Linked DNA regions of Mus musculus: region 2 is linked to region 1. The links are chromatin loops, found by intact Hi-C in ENCODE. Cell type or tissue: heart. All regions are shown on one strand. Links, peaks and the distances in the headings refer to the core of each region. The heading gives the core; the rest is flanking DNA.

Region 1 (9,819 bases), core at 2,549-7,548:
GCCAGCCTGGTCTACAGAGTGAGTTCCAGGACAGCCAGGACTACACAGAGAAACCCTGTCTCGAAAAACAAACAAACAAACAAACAAACAAGAATGAACTATGTTCTAAGCCACCCTGCACTTGCTTTTTGCTTTTCCTATCTCACATCTGCACCTGTCCAAGGCATCCTGGGAGTTTCTAAGTCAATGGAGCCTTGAGAATTCTCTGGGGGAGGGGGACATTAAGGTTGAAACCCTAGCAGCCGGGAGTGAGAGAGCCAGACGGCTCAGTGGGTAAAAGGCCAACAAGCCTGACCACCCAAGTTCTGTCACTGGGACTGAGATGTTGGAAGGAGAGAACCACTTCCTACAGGTTGTCTTTTGACCTCCACACACATAAATAAATGAATAAATATGATTTTAAAAACTTTAAGACAGGGTTTCACTCTATAGCCCTTGGGTATTCTAGGACTCAGTATGAAGTTGGTCTCAAACTCACAGAGATCCCCCTGCCTCTGCCTCCCATGTGTGAGTGCTGGGATTAAGTTAGGCAAGCACCTCAGCGTCTGACCCCTTAGGTTAAAAAACAAAACAAGCCGGGAGTAGTAGCGCACGCCTTCAATCCCAGCACTCGGGAGGCAGAGGCAGGCGGATTTCTGAGTTCGAGGCCAACCTGGTCTACAAAGTGAGTTCCAGGGCAGCCAGGGCTCACAGAGAAACCCTGTCTCGAAAACAACAACAACAACAACAACAAAAACAAAAACAAAAAAAGAAAAAAGAAAAAAACCAAAACAATAATTATTCATACAAGTGTGGTAGCCAGACGGCAACCTAGATCAATTGGTTCATTCTCTCTACCATGCAGGTCCCAGTGACAGAACTCAGGTCCTCGGGCTTAGAGGCAGGCCTCTTTATCCACTGAGCTGTCTCACCAGCCCACCTCCACACAATCTTACTAGGATTTTAACAGCTTAAAAAGAATGAAATAGTTAGCCCAACCTCTATTTTCAGGTTTGTATTCTGCCAGTGGGGCGGGTTATTTTACCAAACATCTGGTTCAGAGGCAGTGCACACCGCCCTTCCTCATGGACGCAGGGCTCATTCCAGCCTGAGCACTCAGGTGGTAGGAACTTTGCCTCTCCTCTGCTATTGAACCAACCAATGCGGCAGAGACCCAAGCTCACTGTAAGTTAGGCTTCTTACACCGCAGCCCCTGAACTCTCCAGCACACACTTTGCTATTCTGTATTTCTTTCCTCTGTTGCTTTGGACTGCTGCCTACTTGTTACATGTTGTAAAAGGATTGTGAGGGAGTGTGAGATTGCAGTGGACAGGATGTACAGGTTGGAAAGCCCTGCTCCATTTCTTTATTTTTGGAGGTCTCGGGGACAGAACCCGAGGCAATTAATATGTTATGTGACTACTCTACAGCTGAGTGACAGCCCAAAGTTCTGGTTTTTCTCTGACAGGATCTCGGAACGTACACCAGTCTGACCTGGGACTTACAATCCTCCTGCCTCTGCCTCCCAAGTTCAGGCAACGTTATTTAGCAGCTTTCTTAACTTTGGCTAAGTTAGTGTGCTTTGCAAGCTGTAGTTTCTTTCCTTTCTTGTGGAGTCAAACTTTTGCCAGTCCTCCACACAGTCTTGTTTAGATGTTCATATGACATTGCAAGCATAGAAACTGAGTTTTGAAATTATCTCTCCTCCTCCCTTCCCTTCCCTTCCCTTCCCTTCCCTTCTCCTCCCCTCCCCTCCCCTCCCCTCCCCCTTTTCCTCCTCTCCTCCCCCTTCCCTCCTCTCCTCTTTTCTCCTCTTCCCTCCCCTCCTCCTCCTTTCCCTCCCCTGCTCTGCTCTGCTCTGCTCTGCTCTCCCCTCCCCTCCCCTTCCCTCCCCAATCCCTCCCCTTCTCTCCCTCCCCCTTGCTTCCTTTTCTCTTTTTCCTTTCTCCCCCTTTCCCTCCCTTTTGCTGGAGACCAAACCTGGGGCTTCAAGCAAGCTAAAATTCACTCTACCATGGAGTCCCCAGCTTGGCATCATCTTTTATTGACCATGAAGTAGATTTATGAACAATAGGAGACAGCACTTGTCACAGTTCACTTTTGATCTCTGTGATAAAACATCATGGCCAAAAGCAACTTTGAGGCAAGCATTTATCTCAGCTTCTAGATGTGGTCCGCCATGAAGGGAAGTCAGGACAGGAGCTGATGCAGAGGCCATGGAGGGTGCTGCTTACCAGCTTGTTCCCTGTGCTGCTCAGCCTGCTTTCTTAAGAGAGCCCAGAGGTGGCACTGCCCACAGTTGGCTGGGCCCTCTTAGATCAATTGTTAATCAAGAAAATGCCGTACAAAGTTGCCTACAGGCCAACATGACAGTAATTCCTTAGTTGAGACACCCTCTTCCCAAATACCCCCCACCCCCCACCCCCAGCACATGTCAGGTTAACAAACAGAACAAAAATCCTCCCCACCCCCAGCACAGTGCTGTCCCGCAGGATTATGAGGGTGGTCATCAGAGTCAGGCCTCTCTGTCTGTGCCCCTGTACAGATTAGCTTCTTCATTGCCCCCCACCCCCACCCCCAGGAGGAATAACGAACGGTATGAATAGAAATAACACCCTTCATAGCATTGGTGTGAGGTTGGAATGAAAAGACACATATAAACCTCTCCTAACATTACTGATATACTGTGTTTAGTCAGTTTCTTCACAGTTATGAGAAACATCCCTGACTTAAACAGTTTAAGGGAGGAATTCTTTTAATTCGAGATTTCCATCTTTGGTCCCTGACTCTGTTGACGATGGTGCCCCTGCTTGCAGGAAGAGCTGCATGGCAGGAGGAACCCGTGGACCTCATGGCGAATGGGAAGAGGCCAGAGGACAAGATAACTCCTAATGATCTACTTCAGCCAGTTAGGCCCCGCCTCCTAAAGTTTCCAGCACCTCCCAAAATAGCAAGCCAGCTGGGGCCCCAGCATCCAATACACGAGCCTTTCTGAAGGACACTACTTATCTAAACCATAACAGTTAATAAACACCAGCAGGAGCAGCTGCTGGGTACTAGCATGACGTTTGGGGGCAGAAAACACGGAAAATTAGGGTCACAGGGACACAAGGTAGAAATGGGAGTTCTTAGATGTCAGTAGCTACAATTAGTCCATTCCAGGGGCTACCTAGCAGATTCGGACTTTCTCCGTGTCTTTGGACAATAGTTGGAAGATGGGTTGTCTGGCTGCAAGAGAAACTCTCAGGAAAAGCATCCTGGCTATCTTACAGTTTGGAAGCTGAGGAGTGCAGGCTGAAAACTTCTGAAATAAAGCAGAGGGCCTGTGAATTTGATCCCCAGAACCCACGGCAGGAGAGAACTGATTCTTAAAAGCTGTCCTCTGACCTTCACACGCGCCCTCCAGAGCCACAGGACACTTTATGCAAACCGAGTGGAATTGGTCTGAACCAGTCGAGCTTCCTGGAGTAAAGTGGGGGGGGGGGGGGGAGGATCTTTAGGGATGTTTGTAGGTCTTCAGCTAGACATGGAGGGTGACTGAAACAAAACAAAACAAAACAGAAAACAAGGGGACCCTTGCATAATTGAGTAGTGTGCTGTACAGACTTCGGCCAGGAACAAACTATTCAGCTGGTGGGATTTGTGGCTGAAGATCGGAATCCTGCACAGTCCAGCAGGCCAGTGAAGAAGAATCAACTAAAACTTCATTAAACTCTAGGAGCGCTAGACTCTAATCTATCTATCTATCTATCTATCTATCTATCTATCTATCTATCTATCTATCTATCTATCCCCTGGTAGGAAAAATGCTCCTTAACGTATGAAAAGACCTTGAAAGAATAGTCAATCTGTCTCCCTGTAATGTTTGTACAGAAGTGGTGTTAGAAAGTCTACCCACTTTCAACCACACTTCTTTAAGATGCCCGGAATTGAAGAGATTAATAATCTCTTGAAAGAGATGAGGAAATAAGAGAAAGGCTTCCTAGAGGTCAAGTGTGATCTAACAGTCTCATCTGATTGAAAAAGGAAACTGAGGTAGGGAGTTGGAGTTATCCACTCAAAGTCAAATAGATTCAATATAGATTCAATTCTCTGAAGTTTTCTATAGCTATTACTCCGAAAATCGGAGACTTCCCCTCTTTGTCTCATCTGGATGAGATCAGGAAGAAAATTCTAGCTTTGTTTTTGTGGCAGCTTCTGAGGGCAACAAACAAGTCCCCTTTAAGGGCGTCCTCCCATCCCCAGTCTGGCCGGCTTTGATATGCCCCTGGTGTTATCCCGTTGGCTCTTTTGTGTAGCTTCTCGCCCCTTCCAAGATTCCCAGCCAATCACCTCGTTCCTCTCCTACTCCGTTGGGCTTTCAGGAATGTACCATATGGTCCATGCCGAAGGGGGTAGAGAGCAAGGAGGAGGGACTGGCAGCTATGCATTTCTTTACCTGCTTGTGATCCGTGAGACTTCTTCAGGACCGACCCTGGAGGTGACAACCGGGCCTCTGAGTATGAGGAGCAGGAGTGAGCTGCGGGAGCACTGAGCACCCGCACCCCCGTTGGGGTCGGTGGTCCAGCCTGAAGGGCCGCAGCCCCCGCCCTCCCATGTGCTGGCCCCGCCCCGGCGGCGCCGCTCCTGCCGCCGCTACTGCTGCTGCTGCCGCGCCGGACGCTGCGGGCTAGCGCGCGGGGGCTGCGGCTGCGTGTCCCGGCGCGCGGCTGGGTGGCCTCGCCGGCCACGAGGACACAGCAGCATGAAGCAGAGGTGAGCGCCGTGCTCCTGGGGAGCAACCACAATCCCGCCCACGCTGCGCCTCGGTGTGCCGGTCGGCGGCTGGCCCACGGGCGGCTTTGGCGCGGGTGGCCGCGGCGCCCCGATGCGTGGCTGGACACGTCCCGCCCGGGCAGCCCCGGGATCCCAACCCGCCCGGTGCCTTGTGCCTCCCTCTGGCGGACGCGTGCGTCCGGAGCGCTGGCGGAGCTGCGGCTCAGGCGAGGAAGCCCCTCTGCGCTTCCCGCTCTGCCGGGCCCGTGTCCGGGTCCCTGACCTCCAGAAATCGGGTGCTAGGTCAGGTCGCGCCCTGGGAGGACATAAGAGAGCCATCTCGCTAGTAGGAATGGGACTGAGTGACTTGGGCTGGGTGTGCCCAAGGAGGCTTTGTAGGGTAGAAGACCCAGCCTGGGGAGTGGGACTGTGCTCCGCGATGTCCCTAGTCTGGAGAGCCCAGCAGGCGCAGTGTGTAGGTTGCTGAGGACGTTTATGGCAGGTGGCCATGAGAGAGAACTCTTGACATTTCCGTCTGGTGGTAGACTGAGTGGGCTACAGGCAGCCACCGAGGCCTCTTATCTCGTCGCTGTTCCCCTCCTTAACTGCCTTAGAAAGTGACAACACTGTTGGAGGTCCCCATTGGCACACTAGACATCACTAGCTTAAGAATAACCTTGGAGAGAGCCCTACCCAGATATGGGCTTGTCTGGTGTTTTCAGACAGCCGGTGTGATGGCCGATTGCAGGTTTCTGGCGTCTCTACTTGGCAGGCTTCGTATCATCAAGCTCTTTCACAATTGTTGCTGGGAAGAAGGGGGTCCTTTAGGAGCCTCAGCGCAGTTGGGATCGTGGGTCAGCCTTGTATCTTGGCTGATTCCCCTCACACCCCCCGAGTCAGAAGACAGAAAGTTATTTCCAAGAATGCACACCACATCCGTATTGCTTTGATTTTGGTGCTTAACTCAGGCATTAATTATGACTTGTGTGAAACGGATGAATGCAGCGCAGTGGAGATCATTATAGATAGTGGGTTTTTGTTGTTGTTTTGTTTTGCTTTGTTTATTTAAAGCGTGCAGTGGATGGTTGGAGAGAGTAGCGTTTAGATACCAGGACATCCGTGTGTGTTTGACACAGTCGTTTAGGTTGATGGTGAGAGAGTGAGATTTTATGATGAGAAAGGCATCTTACAGATTGTTGTTGCCGGCAGGAGTTAAGTTCACTATGACCGGGCCACAAAGGATGCTGTTCTTCACTTCTGTGAGCGCATCTCCCAAGGGCCTTGAAGAGGATATCATAAATTCCGTATTTGATTGCCACATGCACTCGAGTCAGTTATTCTAGCCTTCCAGTGAGCATTTCTTATGCTCGAGGTTGTAAAAGTCTAGCCTGCCTTTTAGTGGTATACTAATAGCACGTGTTGATTTCAGAATTATACCTAAGACAGTTTGGTTGGTTCTGCAAAGAATCGTTTATAACTTGGACCCAGTTCCTCAGCTAGAGTGCTAACTTTTGAAAAGTCTAAAACTTGACTGCTAACTGGTTGGGGCTTTCACCCTACCAGGGCATTTGTATTGTGTGGTTTGTAGGTGTGGGAGAGAAAATGGGCTTTGGAAATAATGTAGGAAAAGTGCTTTGCACAGTGCTTCCCACATAGTAGGTCTTAAGTAAAAAAAAAAAAAAATCTATCTATCTATCTATATCTTTCCTCTTTGATTGGAAGAACTGGGTGGGGGATGGAGTTGGGCCTCTTGCACCCCCCAGCCCCCCAACTAGGAAATCAGTCCTCCCCTTCCCACTTTTAGCTTTCTAGACTAAAGTAAGAGGCTATAAGTGAAACACTTCTGGACTGGGAAGAATTAATCAAGAAAAATCGAGGTTTTCCAGCTGTCTCATGCATTTTCTTGTTTTTGGTTTGGTTTGGTTTTTTTTTTTTTAAGACAAGTTTTCTTTGTGTAGCCCTTCTTGTCCTAGAACCCATTTTGTAGATCAAGCTGGCCTCGAACTCAAGGAGATCCACTCACCTCTGCCTCCCGAGTGCTGGAATTAAAGGCTTGTGCCACCACTGACTGGCTTGTTTTCCTTAGAGACAGGGTTTCTTTATGTGTATTCCAGTCTGGCCTGAACTTGCTAAGTAACCCAGGCTGGCTCCTTTTTTTTTTTTTTGGACATAGGGTCTTGTATATTTTGGACCTTGGACTCCCTATTATAGCCAAGGATGGCCAACCTGATCATGCTTTGTGGCAGGCGAGCTCCTGATCCTCCTGCGTCTACTTCATGACTGCAGAGATGGCAGGTGTGACCAGTCTACCCAGCAGTATGTTGCATTTTACATATTCATTTTTACTTAAAGGTATGTATGTGTGTCTGTGTGTGTCCACATGTGTGTGCAGGTGCCCTTGGGAGCCAGAAGGGGTCATTAGACCCCTGGAGCTGGAGCTACAGGTGGTTGTGAGCTGTCTGACATGGGTGCTGGGAGTTGAACATCAGGCTCCTGGAAGAACAGTCAGTGCTCTTAGCTGCTGAGCCATATCTCCAGATCTAGGGTTGCACTGTGAAAGAGAGGATGGCACCTGTACTAGAAGAGATCCTGTCGCCTGCTCACCTTGTTCCACTCGGTAGGAGAGTTGACCCTTTCTTTGATCTGTTGATTACTCTTGGAGGTGAGGATTGTACTCCGCGGATTGACATGTCCAAGTGGAGCTAGAATCCTGACTTAATTTTTCCAGGCATTGACATCTGAGAAGAGGCCAGAATGGCAGAAGCTGGACCAGCAGGCAGGAGTAGCCAGCAGGCAGGAGTAGCCGCTTAGCTTTCGTGGACTCTGCTCTGGGCTCGGCAAGGAGCCACCGTTTGCCTCCTCCCTTCTTGCAGCTGGTCCTATGAGCAGATTAAAAGGCTATCAGAGCTAATGTACTTGGAAAAATAAGAACCATCATTGGTTTGTTTACGCTGCGTGATATTGGGCGTGACATTTTTACAGAAGCAGGCTCTGGATTCAGTTACTGCTGTTTCTTTGAGGAGGTGAACTTCCTTTTCTTCACTGATTGATTCTCTTTGGAGGCAGGTGCCTGGGCCTCTCTCAGCTGGGCCAGCGCTCACCACTGAGCCACGCCCCCAAATTCGTGACATTGATTCTCAGCGCCTGGGCTAGGTGCACATCATCTGTTTCCTCCTCATAGGTGTGTTTAACTTATTCTAGGTATTAACCCTGTTTCATACATGACACACTAGGGCATGGTGAGTTCCCAGGGCAAGGACGTGGCAGAAAGCCCTCGGCTGAAAGCAAGTAAGACCTAGGGTCTTATTCTGGGGAGTGTCGTGGCTTAGTGGGCAGGGTTTGGAGTCCTGACACCTGTTAGTCTCTCTGCCCCTCCCCCACCCTCTGCAGTGGACAGTCGTTACTTGGGGGGGGGGTTGGGGGGGCGGACAGAACTGAATAAAAATTTAAATTTGGAGAGTATGAATAATTAAATAGATAAAACCCCACTGGACTGTTAGGACCAGAGAGAATGGAAGTGGCTCAGGGATTGGGGAAGTGATTCTCCCACCTACAGCCTGTCCTTAGCGCTCAGGCTTCTTGTTGTTGTTGTTTGTTTTTTAAGACAGGGTTTCTTTGTTTAACCCTGACTGTCCTGGAACTCCATCTATAGACCAGGCTGGCCTTGAATTTAGAGATCCGCCTGCCTCTGCCTCCCAAGCCCTGGGATTAAAGGCGTGCGCCGACACTCCCAGCTAGTGCCAGGGTTTTCTCCTTGACGAGCTGGCGCTTTCGCTGAGGTCTGCAGGAAGGCTGCTTTTCTGCTCTAGCTGGAAAGTTGGACACCTGCTTCTTTCTTGGTGTTTAGCTCCCAAAGATAATTAGAGCACAGTCTGGGAGTTATGTGGGGATTAGAGGGGACATTGTGTGGAAATTCACCTAAATTCATCTAGTGGACTTTCCCTAGATGGATTTAGGTGAATTTTCCAGCCAATCCCTCTGTCAGTCTTTGGCTCCGTTTCTCAGAGTCCTCTGCCACCTAGGTGCTTGGATACACTATTGGGCAGGATGACGTTGCTGTCCTGGTGAGGCTCAGTCATGTTTTCTTAAGGGTGGTTCAGCTGTCTGAAGGCGTGCAGAGGCAACTGTTCAAGACAGGAAAGCAGTATTCTCCAGCATAGAATGACTTTTCTTCATTGGCTGCTTAGACTTGCACAAGAGGACGAGAGACTGCTGCATCATTAAAAAGAATGAAAGAAAGGAATCCCCAGGGGAAAGATGGGAGGAGGGAGACTGTGGAAGGGATCACCAGGGCAAAGATGGGAGGAGGTGGACTTTTCCTCAGTAAAAGGTGGGAGTATTGAAGTTTCTGCTGAGCAGTAGGAGCTTGTCCCCATCCCCACCCCCCCACCCCCCTCCCCCGCCCCCAGCATCTGTCAGACACTGCTTCCCTCTTTGGTCTGCCTGCTTCTATGGTTGAGACTGGCTGTGAAGTTGAGGAGAGGGGATGATGGCCAGTAGAGGGGGCTTTCTGCACTGGAGGGTCTGCTGGGGCGGTTACATCATAGTTGGTGCTGAAAGGCTCATTCTGGTGAACTCTGGGAAGGAGACATCACAGCCAGTGGCTAACCAGACACTGCAATTGGCTTCCCTTACAGCTTTAAAATAAATGTGCAGGGCTGTGGGTGTGGCCCTGAGGAGGACCCTGGAGCCCCAGCACCATTTAAACTGACAGAGCTCCATTTTATTTGGTCCAGCCTGCCTCTGTCTCTGAAGCGTGAGAAGCCCCTCCACCTTGGGAGCCTGGGGAGGAGGAGGAGAGAGGAGAACGCCGCCCCTCGTCCCTGGCTGCCCTATGATTGGGGATTTCAGGGTTCTGGAATAGAAGAATGTTGCAGAGAGCAGCCTGCTAGAGCTTTCGGACTCATAACAGTCCTGATCATATGACCATAGTGGCAGACACTGAAGAGCCCTGACTGACCCTCTGAGTGGACACTGTGTTGTGAGTGTTCTGCAGAGTCCTAAGCCAGCCTGGGGCAGCCAATTGGGGCAGGAAGTTGTGCTGTTATCATCGATCTTTCTACTAAGAGGGTGGTGGTCTCAGGA
Region 2 (9,819 bases), core at 1,529-6,528, 53 kb after region 1:
ATGTGTCACAGGGATGGAGACCTCAGTAGGCTGGGAGCATGGACCCTGCTTGCTGTTAATCAGCCTCACACCCCTGCCTCTGGTCAGAAGCCCATTGGGCTCCCAGCTGTCTGTCAGATCATATGCGAGGTAGTGCTGGGTCAGTTCTGTCTTAGTGTGGATCCATTCATGCATGCTGTGGCTGTCCCTTAGTTGTGTTTGAGACACTTAGAAGGTGCCCACCTTTTATGTGGTTGTGTAATATGTGTTCTGTAAGGTATGCAATTCATGACTTTAAGAAATGTTTTAAGTTACATGTGTCTTGATGTGGGTGCACACACGCAGGTGCCCATAGAGATCAGAAGAAGGATACGGTCCCCCAGAGCTGGAATTACAGGTGAGCCAACAAGTGGGGTTGCTTAGAACACAACCCAGGCTTTTAACCAATGAATGAGCCATCATTCCCGTAACAAATGAGATCGATCGGTCAGGGGAGGCAAGCCTGTGAAATCTTAGGTATCTGCAGTATCGGCCCTTCCGTAGCTGTGGGGGGAGTTGGGAAACTGGGTCTTTAGATGGAGAGGTTAGAGGAGGACTTAGTCTGTGGGAGACATCACCCTGGATATCGATTTGAAGTTTTATTTGTGTTTAGTCTTTGATAAATGGAGTTATGCAGTTCGATCCTTTTGTATCTGTCTGCTCTGACTCATGGGACATACATGAGTCTGTGCACTTCATTTGCATTGCTATGTTGCAGTCCAATGGGCCCTCTGTACCTGTACCCATGAGCGCTGCCTCAGTACTGATATGCATAGACATAGTCCTTATTCCATAAATAATGCAGTAAGGTACCAAATATGCACGGACTTAGTCATCATTCCTTAAACAATACACTATAGCAGCTATTTGCATAATATAAACATTGTGTGGTGCTACAAGTTGTCTAGAGATGATTTAAAATATATTTGGTATAGTTGAGGATGTAGCTCATTGGATAGAGTACTTGTCCAGCATGCAGGCAGTCATTTGTTCAAAACTTACCACCACATAAACTGACTGTGGTGGTGCCTCAGGAGGTGGAGGCAGGAGAATGACAAGTTCCAGGGTTAGCTCATCTACACAGTCAGTGTGTGGTCAGCCTGGGCTATGTTAGCCTTGCCTCAAATTGAACAAATGAATGGATGAATAGATGAATAATAGGTGAATGAATGAATGAATGAAAAGTTGAAGGCTTTGCATAGATGATCTGCATCTGTTGTTTCACAGGGCAGAGGAGTTCAGGCTTTGGCATGGGCAGGTATCCTTGTTACCATCCTATGTGACTACGGAAAGAGAAGTATGGTTAATCTTGTTTTTCCTTTTCCTTTTCTCTTTCTTCCTTCCTTTCTTCCTTCCTTCCTTTCTTTCTTTCTTTCTTTCTCTCTTTCTCTCTTTCTCTCTTTCTCTCTTTCTCTCTTTCTTTTTTTCTGTATAATACTCTGTTGCATGGTATAGTTGCATTTTCCCTAATCATTTGGGTTGCTGTTGACATTTGGGTTATTTCTAGTTTGGGGGCAAAGCCGATATGAGCATTCCTGTGCTAGCCTCTTAGCATAGACCTAACTTTCTTCTCTCTGTTTCTGCTCCATGGTATAATATTTGCCCTCTCTTAGGTGGTTTTTTGTTTTGTTTTGTTTTGTTTTTGGTTGTTTTGTTGTTGTTTTTGTTATTGGTGTTTTTACATTTTGTTTTGTTTTTGAGACAATGTTTTGTTAATGTGACCACGGGCCACATACTATGAGCTCCTGTCTCAGCCACCTAAGTGCTGGGATCACAGGCCCGTACCACCATGCCTGGCTCATGTTCACCTCTGCTGCCTGTATGGACAAGAATGGAATTGCATTTTAAGGTGCATCAAGAGCCAGTGTTTAGCAGTTTCCCAAAGTGGTTCTAGCATAGTTGTCTGGGTTCCGGTTGTCCCCTGTCCTTACCTGCTCTTGGTATTGTCAGTCTTGAACTTTAGTCAGTCTCACAGATATGTAATAGTGTCTCATGTTTCTGATTGACATTTCCTGATGACTAATTAATTGTTGATATTGATTGTTCATGTGTTTTGAGGTTTAACATTTTCACATCTTTAGCCTGCTTTCTACTTGTACAGACATAACCATAACAGCTTTTATTCAGCTACCAAAAGGTGCTCATTGGTGGGTGAATGAATGTGTAAACAGGATACACTGTTGGCCGTGGTGAAATAATATTTAGTCACAAAAAGGGAAGGGATGCAAGAAAACCTGCCAAGTCAGAGGAACCATGTAACAGTATCTATATAGGAGCTGTGAAAGACTGCCCATCAGTTAAGAACATCCACTGACCTTGCAGAGGACCCGAGTTTGGTTCCTTGTGTCCAGTTCTGGTGGCTCACAGCCACCTCTAAGTCTAGGAAGATTTGATGCACATCTATACCTAGATGCATACAAGTACTCATAATTTAAAAGAATACTAATTTTAAAGGACAGATGATACATTCAAAGGACAAATAGAGAGGAGAGGGGAATAGAAGCCATTGTTTCTTGGGATAATAGGTTCTGGTGGGGATTATGAAAAGTTCTAGAAATAGGTGTAGTCAGACATACAACATGGCCCCAGATGTGCACTTAAAACTGGTTAAAATGGTAGCTTTCATGTTACATCATTCTTATCACAAAAGGCAAACCACCCACAGGAAAAAGCCTGCATTTAGGAGCCTGTGCCAGAGTCCGGAAGGTGGTTCAAGGTAGTGAGGCTAGGAGGTGGGAGGAGTCTGGGAGAGATGCAGGAAGAGTGACAGGAGTGTGTCTGCCTCCTCACAGTGCACCTCCCTTGTCCTCTGCCACTGTGGTGGCAGCTGTGAAAGCTTCCTTTTCCTCCTGCTCTTCTTCTCACTCACCCTTTTAAATTTTATTTATTTATTTTATGCATATGGATGTTTTGCCGGCATGTATTTCTGTGTACCATGTGCACCCAGTGTCCATGGAGACCAGAAGAAGGCATCAGCTCCCCTAGAACTGGAGTTACAGATGTTTTTAAGGCGTGGAAGCACTGGGAATCGATCCCTAGTCCTCCGGTAGAGCCGTCAGTGTCCTTAACCACTGAGCCATCTCTCTACTCCCCACGGTGGCCTCTTGCTTGACATTAGTGGAGTCGAACGGCCCCTCTGAGGAACACACAGGAGAGCACAGGCCTCCTCAAGTGAGGGGGCTGATGGATGAGGCTCTGTGACTCGGTCCTCACGTCTTAGCCGCTGGCTGTGCCTTGGGTCTGTCAGTCCAGCTGTGCGTTGGGTCTGTCAGTCTGTTCAGGGTTTTTGATGTCACCGCCCTTGCTGCTTTTGCTTACACTCGGTTTGTACATGAAGTCAAACCGAGGACTTGGACCAAAGTCAGTCTCAAGAAGCAAGACGTCCGGAGGGCCCTGCAGCTGTGTGGGTGCCTCAGCTAAGATGCCTGTGCCTCATGCTAGAGTTCAAAGCATCTTCCCCATAAATCTCATTGTGTTTCTTTGATCAGCTATTTAGCAAATTACAGGGTTGGGGATTCACAGCCTGTTGCTCTCTGCCGTGCCAGTGAAAGTGTCCAGCTGTCGGGAGGAAGGTCGCTGCCCACTGAGGCCTTAACTGACTGCCACGTGTTTGGTACCTTGGCTCTCAGACTAAAAGTCTCTGGCAATGGAGAGATTTGTGCAACACTCACATTGCGGAGGAAGGGTGCAGGAAGGCCGAAGCAGACAGAATTGTGTTTCCTGTTTTTCCTTTTGAGAGAAGGTCGCACTGTATAGCCCAGGCTGTTCTTGAATTCATGATAGTTCTGCCTCAGCCTTCCCAGTGCTGGGTTACAGGTACTAGCACTTAGCCCAAACTAAGGAATTCTTTCTTTTTGTCTGAGAAGGCCTTTTTTTTTTTTTTAAACCAGTATTAACTCAGATGAGGTAACTTGGTGGTAAAGGCTGCAAAGCCCGATGAAAGAACTGATTCCTGCAACGTGTCCCTGATCTTTCCTGTGGCCTAAAAGTCAGGCACTCTGGTGCTGTGGGACTGGAGGCCAGTTACCTGGTTTGTAGTTTGTTTAGATCCCACAACTCTTTTATCGCTGTTGTCTCTATTCAGAGCCATCACTCTGTGGATACCAAGCAGGCGGCGTACAGGACATTTGGTTAAACTGAATTCTCACCGGTAGGCCTCTCTCTGGGTGCAGTGATCTGGGCTGTCTTACATGTTCCTGGTGTCCGGTCCTCCTCTACTGCTTGTCCAGATGATTGTCACCAAAGTGACATCTTTTTTCCTGCTAACCCCCAGAGGTCTCAGGAGCTCACGGGGTGAGAACAACAATGCTGGTGTTTGCTTGACATTGACTCTGAGGAGGTGTAACTCTCTCGATGGCACACTCCTGTCACTTGCAGGATGTCAGGGTGGACGCTAGAATGAGGAGAGGCAGGCAGAGTCTGACAGGCTGCGCTTTCCCCTCTGTCAACCCATGGTGATGACTCCTGTCCCACACCACTGGATCCTCTGCGGGTTCTAGAGGTGTCTTTTGACTCAAGACCTTTGACAATAACGCCCGATGACAGTAGTTCCTGTATGTGGGTCAAGTGTCTTGTGGGGCAGAATGTGCCTGCCTTCTTTTCCCCAGGTGAGCAGTACTTCTGAGGGCGCCTGTTAAACCGCACCTGAACTGGGTTAGGCACACTGGGGTCCGCTGCTCTATTCCCAGATCAGTTTTCTAGCTGTGGTCCTTGGTGCAGGCGATGATGCTGTCCGAGAGCTCATGGGAGAGCAAGTGGGGAGGATGGCTTGTTAGGAGTAAGACTTGCACAAGCTGCCGGGCGGTGGTGGCGCACACCTTTGATCCCAGCACTTGGGAGGCAGAGGCAGGCGGATTTCTGAGTTTGAGGCCAGCCTGGTGTACAGAGTGAGTTCCAGGACAGCTTGGGCTATACAGAGAAACCCTGTCTCGGGGGGGAAAAAAAAAAGACTTGCACAGGCCACAGCAGCTGTGTGTGTGTGTGACAGCAATAAGTGACACTTCCTGACATCCCCACCCTGACTCCCAGAACACATGTGTTCTCCTAGACTTTACAAGTTCATGGGGCAAGAGCCGGCAGTGATCCTGCTACAGGAAGCTAGAATTTTAGAAGAGCAGGTGGGAGGGGGGTCACCTCAAACAGCCTCACGTCATCTGCATTGCATTTTAGGACATGGCAGACACAGAATGTAACCTGTTGGCTCTTCAGGGTCTATGCTGTCTAATCTCATTGGTAGTGAAAAGAAATCTTCTGTAGAAACTTGAGGTATCTGGCTTTGAGCCCAGAAGGGTTGGAATCTTAGAACTAAAAGAGCCCGTGGTGGTTGTCTGTTGGCAACTGGATTGTAAGGGAAAGGAAATAAAAGTTTAGGCTGAACTTCAGTGTTGTCCTAGGGGGCTCATCCTCTAGTAGGGTCCCTGGCAGGAAGGGAAAGGTTGTGGGCTGTGCATTTGACAGAACTGGCCACGGCAAGCAAGGGTTTTGCTGGGGTGTGTGTGTGTGTGTGTGTGCTGTGTGTGTGCTGTTATCATCAATATTAAGACCACCTAGTAGTAAGGCCACTGCCACACATCTGGCCCATACAAGCACTTGGTGCAAAGGAAACCAGCTTCACTGGTGAAATTGTGTCTAAATCTTTCATCTAAACCTTTCATCTAATTGGAAGGGAGAAAGGGATTGGATTGAATAGGATTCAGGGGGGCCCTCCAGCTCTACCTGTGCATTGGGAAGAACAACTGAGCGTTTCTTTATGCAGACAGAGTGTGTGTGTGTGTGTGTGTGTGTGTGTGTACATGGCATCAATGGCAGAAGACTGGGAACCCCGGTCGTTACTAGAGCCGGAACTGGGTTAATTCGGCTTGCCAGCCACGCGTGTCACAGAAGACGCATGTGACCTGGCTGAGGAGCAGAGGTTGGCTTCCTTGCTAGCTGCCTGTCCTTCCTTCCCAGCAGTTTGCTTGACTGGCTTTTTCTTGTTTCATCCTCTGCATCTCTAAGAAGCCCATAGAGCACCTGGCCAGGCCTCTCTATAGCCCCAGAAGGCAGATATGGTCCAGAACCGCCAGTGGCAAACAGTAGTCATTTTCATAGTTAGGGGACATCCAGAGATGCCTCGAGGAGTTCGGCTTTGACCACTTCCCTGTCCTCTTGTCCCCTAAATCAAGTTAATAGCAAATTGATCACCATTCGAATTCTCTTCCTCCTTTCCATAGTTGTGACATTTGACATCGTCTCCTAGAAAGCCTTTCACTTTCCTCTTCCTCCCTTTTGATATCACTCTGGACAGTATCAGTTTTCCTACTAGAATCCATGCTAAGTGTAGGTAGGTGTACATAACCCCTTCCTGCTAACAAGAGGTGTGGTCACTGTGGCTGGTGTTGAAAGTGTGGCCTACCCCACCAGAGAGGAGACTGGCTGCCTGGCAGGGGGCGGGGCCAGGGGAGGGGGTGTGTCTTAGTAAAGTCTTGGTCCCTAAGCAGGGTCTCTAGTGAGCAAGGAAGAGAGTGCATTTGGCTGAGGACAGCCAGCCCAGATGTGAGGTGTATCCTAAAGAAATCTGTACTCTTGGAAGCACAGGACATAGCACTGGTCCTGGGCCTCGACAGAGCTTTGAATTTTGCTAAGAATCGAAACTGTTTCCTGAGGTCCATGCAGACAGAGATGCAGACAGAGTGAACACTGGCATTATGCGGTTTTGGATTGGAGAAGGTTAGGGCTAAGGTGTTGTTCCAGCGATCCACAGTAGCAGTCTTGAGTGTCTCACCAACAAGAGGGTAGGGAGAACCTGCAAAGTGGAGGTCCTGGAGACCTCTAGCAGGTCAGGTTGATAGTGGGAAGAGCAGAAGCCAGGTAACTCTGTTTCCTCCCAGTGGGCAGTGGCATTTGGCTCTGTCAAGAGGAAGCTGTGTATGACTGAGAGTAGACGGGACATTGGAGTACAGGGGACTTTTGGAGTAGTAGAGACGCTTTGGGACTTCCCCGTGTGGGTGCCTGCTGTAGGATGTCTGCATAGCCGCGCATGAAAGCATTGGTTCTCAGGAGCATAGACAGAAGGCTGAAACTCAAGGTCATGCGGTTTTATGAAGAGCAGCAGATGGAGGAATTTGGGCCATCCGAGACTCTGGGCCATGGGAACAGGACAGCAGCAGGGAGAGGCAGGAGGCATTCCTGGGCTCAGAACAGGGGTGGGAGTTTCCAGGAAAAGCCATAGAGAGGGCACCAGGGAGATAATGGCTGAGCCTTTCTCAGAAAGCCACTGTGGGTCTCAGTGGAGTGGCAGAGACAGAAGCCAGATTGCAGAGGCAATGATGACATGAACAGGAAAGGATCCTTGGGGGGTTGTGGGTGCAGGAGGTGCTGACAGGAGCAACTTTGGTAGCCTAATCTCAGGAGGCCCAGGATTCGGGAGGGAGAGACCAGTGGCCCAGTAGGATAGGAGATGAAAGGAACCCAGCCTGCCACTTTAGTAGCTGAGAAGAAAACCGGGATGAGAGGAGGTTTAGAGTGTGTAATGGGTGGGCGGTAGTGATGGTTGCACGTTACTTGAATGTTCATAATCAGAGGAGGTTGAGGGGATGAAACCACATTTTCAGGAGACTAGATAGGATGAACTATCCATTTTAGTGTATTCTCTGAGGCAGGAGTGGGGTCTGGAGGGCTGGAAGCCCTGTGCTCACTTTCCCAGAGAGAAGACCACAATACTTGTGTATAAGACATGAGCTCACTGGACGGTGGGGGTGGGGATGAAGTGGACTATTTGAGAACTAGAAGCCAAGTCAGGAGAAGCCGGGGACCTAGGGAAGGCCTACTAGGTAGCATCGAGGCCACACGAGGGATCAGAGATGGTGGACCTGTGGCCTCTTCACTCAGCACTGCCGGGAGATGGAGACACTGCATGTAGGTTGTTTTGTCTTGTGTCTGTCCGCTTTGGAAGCTGATGACCCAAGTATTAGTTTTCTGTCTCATTTTCCACCATACTAGAAGCTGAATTTTGAGATGCACGCTAACCCTCCTGATGCGCCATCTTAGTGGAGAAACAATTCAGATACCCCTGGCTGATGGCAGTGTAGTGCAGTGGTTTCTGACAGAGGTTTTAAACACGTAACTTAAAATTAGAAATATCATGGGTCCTTCCCTTATCACGTGGGAAGGTGGCTGGCGCTTCACAACCCTGATACCGCTATTCTTTTCTGGAAGTAGGGTCGTTCTATGGGCAATCATTCTGGGGTGATTTGGCTATTGGAGTAGCTTAGCTCCTGGCTCTCTTTCTTCCCCGAAAGCCTTAAATTTCAGGCTGGAACAGGTCTGAGCCAGGTAAGGGGTTCTGCTAGACGGAATCCTTCCTTCTCCTTAGGGGATTCCCAGTTCTCTGCATATTCCTCCCAACCTGGCCTGAAAACATGCCACCCACTTTCATTTAACATCGTGCCTGCCCTGTGACCTCATGGATTCCTGCCTTAGACCCCGGCACCTTGGTACCAGGCTGGAGAAGTTTGTCTATTCAAGCGCTGGTTACTGGGTACAGCTTAAGCCAGCAGCTGTTCCAGGCATGATGACAGGGCCTGCATGGGGGCGGGGGGAGGAAGGTTGGGAGCTGCAGAACAGCGAACAAGCAACATTTGTAGCATTTCAAATCAGAATGTGTTCTTTGGAGAAAACCAGGGAAATGACACCAAAAGCGTGGTATCTGTGGTGGTGGTGGTGGTGGTGGTGGTGGCGGCGGCGGTGGCGGTGGCAACAGCTGTGGCGGAGGTATTGGTGATAATGGTCACATGTGCTAGCCATTGGCTCTTCCACTGAGCGACATCCCCAGCCCAGCCCAGGATAAGAAGCTGTAATCAGTGGTTGGAGCAGGCTGTTTACTAGGGTATCTGCTGTGTAAGGTGTTCACACCCTGAGAGGGAGAGAGTCCTCTTTCTCTGTTCACCGCTATATGATTTCTAGAGCCTTGAGAAGTACTGGGCTGATAACAAGTGATGTATAAGTATACATTTCATATACCTATACATCACATACTCACATATATATTACATATACAGTACATAAACATAACATAACATATATTCAAATATGTATTTGATGACATAAATGGATCTGGGAAGGCTGTCATCTTCAGACAGAAGAGCAACAAAACCCCTGGGCTGCTGTGTGTGGAGTAGCAGGAAGGCCTGTGAGGTGGCAGCAGGGAGGACTGGGGCTCATCAGGAGGGGGGGTGAGGATCTGGGTGGGCTCCCGGTGACTTTCCTGAGGGCCTATCCGGTAACACTGAGATTGGGTTGCTTGCTTTCCCCACTCTGGTTGCCAGCCAGCAGCACACAGCAGAGCGTTCTAGAGGCTGCTGATTGACGTGTGGCGTTGCAGCAGGTGACATGGGGCAGCAGATTGGGAATGCAGCTGTCCTCCTTGACCCACATTAAGAGATTTGCAAAAAGGTCAAAGTTACTTTTCTGTTTTAGAAAGTAGATTCCCACAGAGATAAGATATTGCTGCTCTAAAGGGGGTTGGCGAGTATTCACTTGTCAGTTGCAGATTCATGAATAGCAGATATCGATCACCATCGGATGAGAAAAAGCTAGGCTGGAGACCTGGCTGTTGAGTTTGATAGTGTGAAAGTCAGTCAGGACCACTGCACTGTTCCTGTGCAGTCGTGGGGATGTCGGTTCAGAAGAGAGTGGGAGAAGAAAGCTTTGGTTGTAGGCACAGACACCTTGATGGGGGTGCTGTAGAGAGTGAGCAAGTTATATGGGATGGGGGCAGGGCTGAGTTTTGAAGACAGAAGAGCTTTCGTGGATGGGAGTAGT

What was found. Hi-C counts contacts between places; a loop is a spot of excess contacts. Peaks named below come from ENCODE experiments on the same cell type or tissue, not always from the same donor. Only the 100,000 strongest peaks of a DNase experiment are listed, where the experiment ranks them.
Region 2: it touches region 1 in a loop (2.1-fold over the local background); 13 of 42 quality-filtered maps call a loop at or near these places.

What each region holds. Positions count from the first base shown.
Region 1 is chr6:121,104,932-121,114,750 of GRCm38, reverse strand. All of the region lies in intron 1 of Mical3 (microtubule associated monooxygenase, calponin and LIM domain containing 3), which reads left to right. Among named protein-coding and RNA genes, the nearest start is that of Mical3, 21 kb to the left of the region's middle. In heart, for the core only: a CTCF peak has its summit at 4,924 (motif pointing left); DNase peaks (open chromatin) are centred at 2,920, 4,300 and 5,100; H3K4me3 peaks cover 2,989 bases; H3K27ac peaks cover 3,454 bases.
Region 2 is chr6:121,051,172-121,060,990 of GRCm38, reverse strand. All of the region lies in intron 1 of Mical3 (microtubule associated monooxygenase, calponin and LIM domain containing 3), which reads left to right. Among named protein-coding and RNA genes, the nearest start is that of Gm4651, 8.4 kb to the left of the region's middle. In heart, for the core only: no CTCF peak of the experiment used is centred there; a DNase peak (open chromatin) is centred at 3,561; H3K27ac peaks cover 3,318 bases.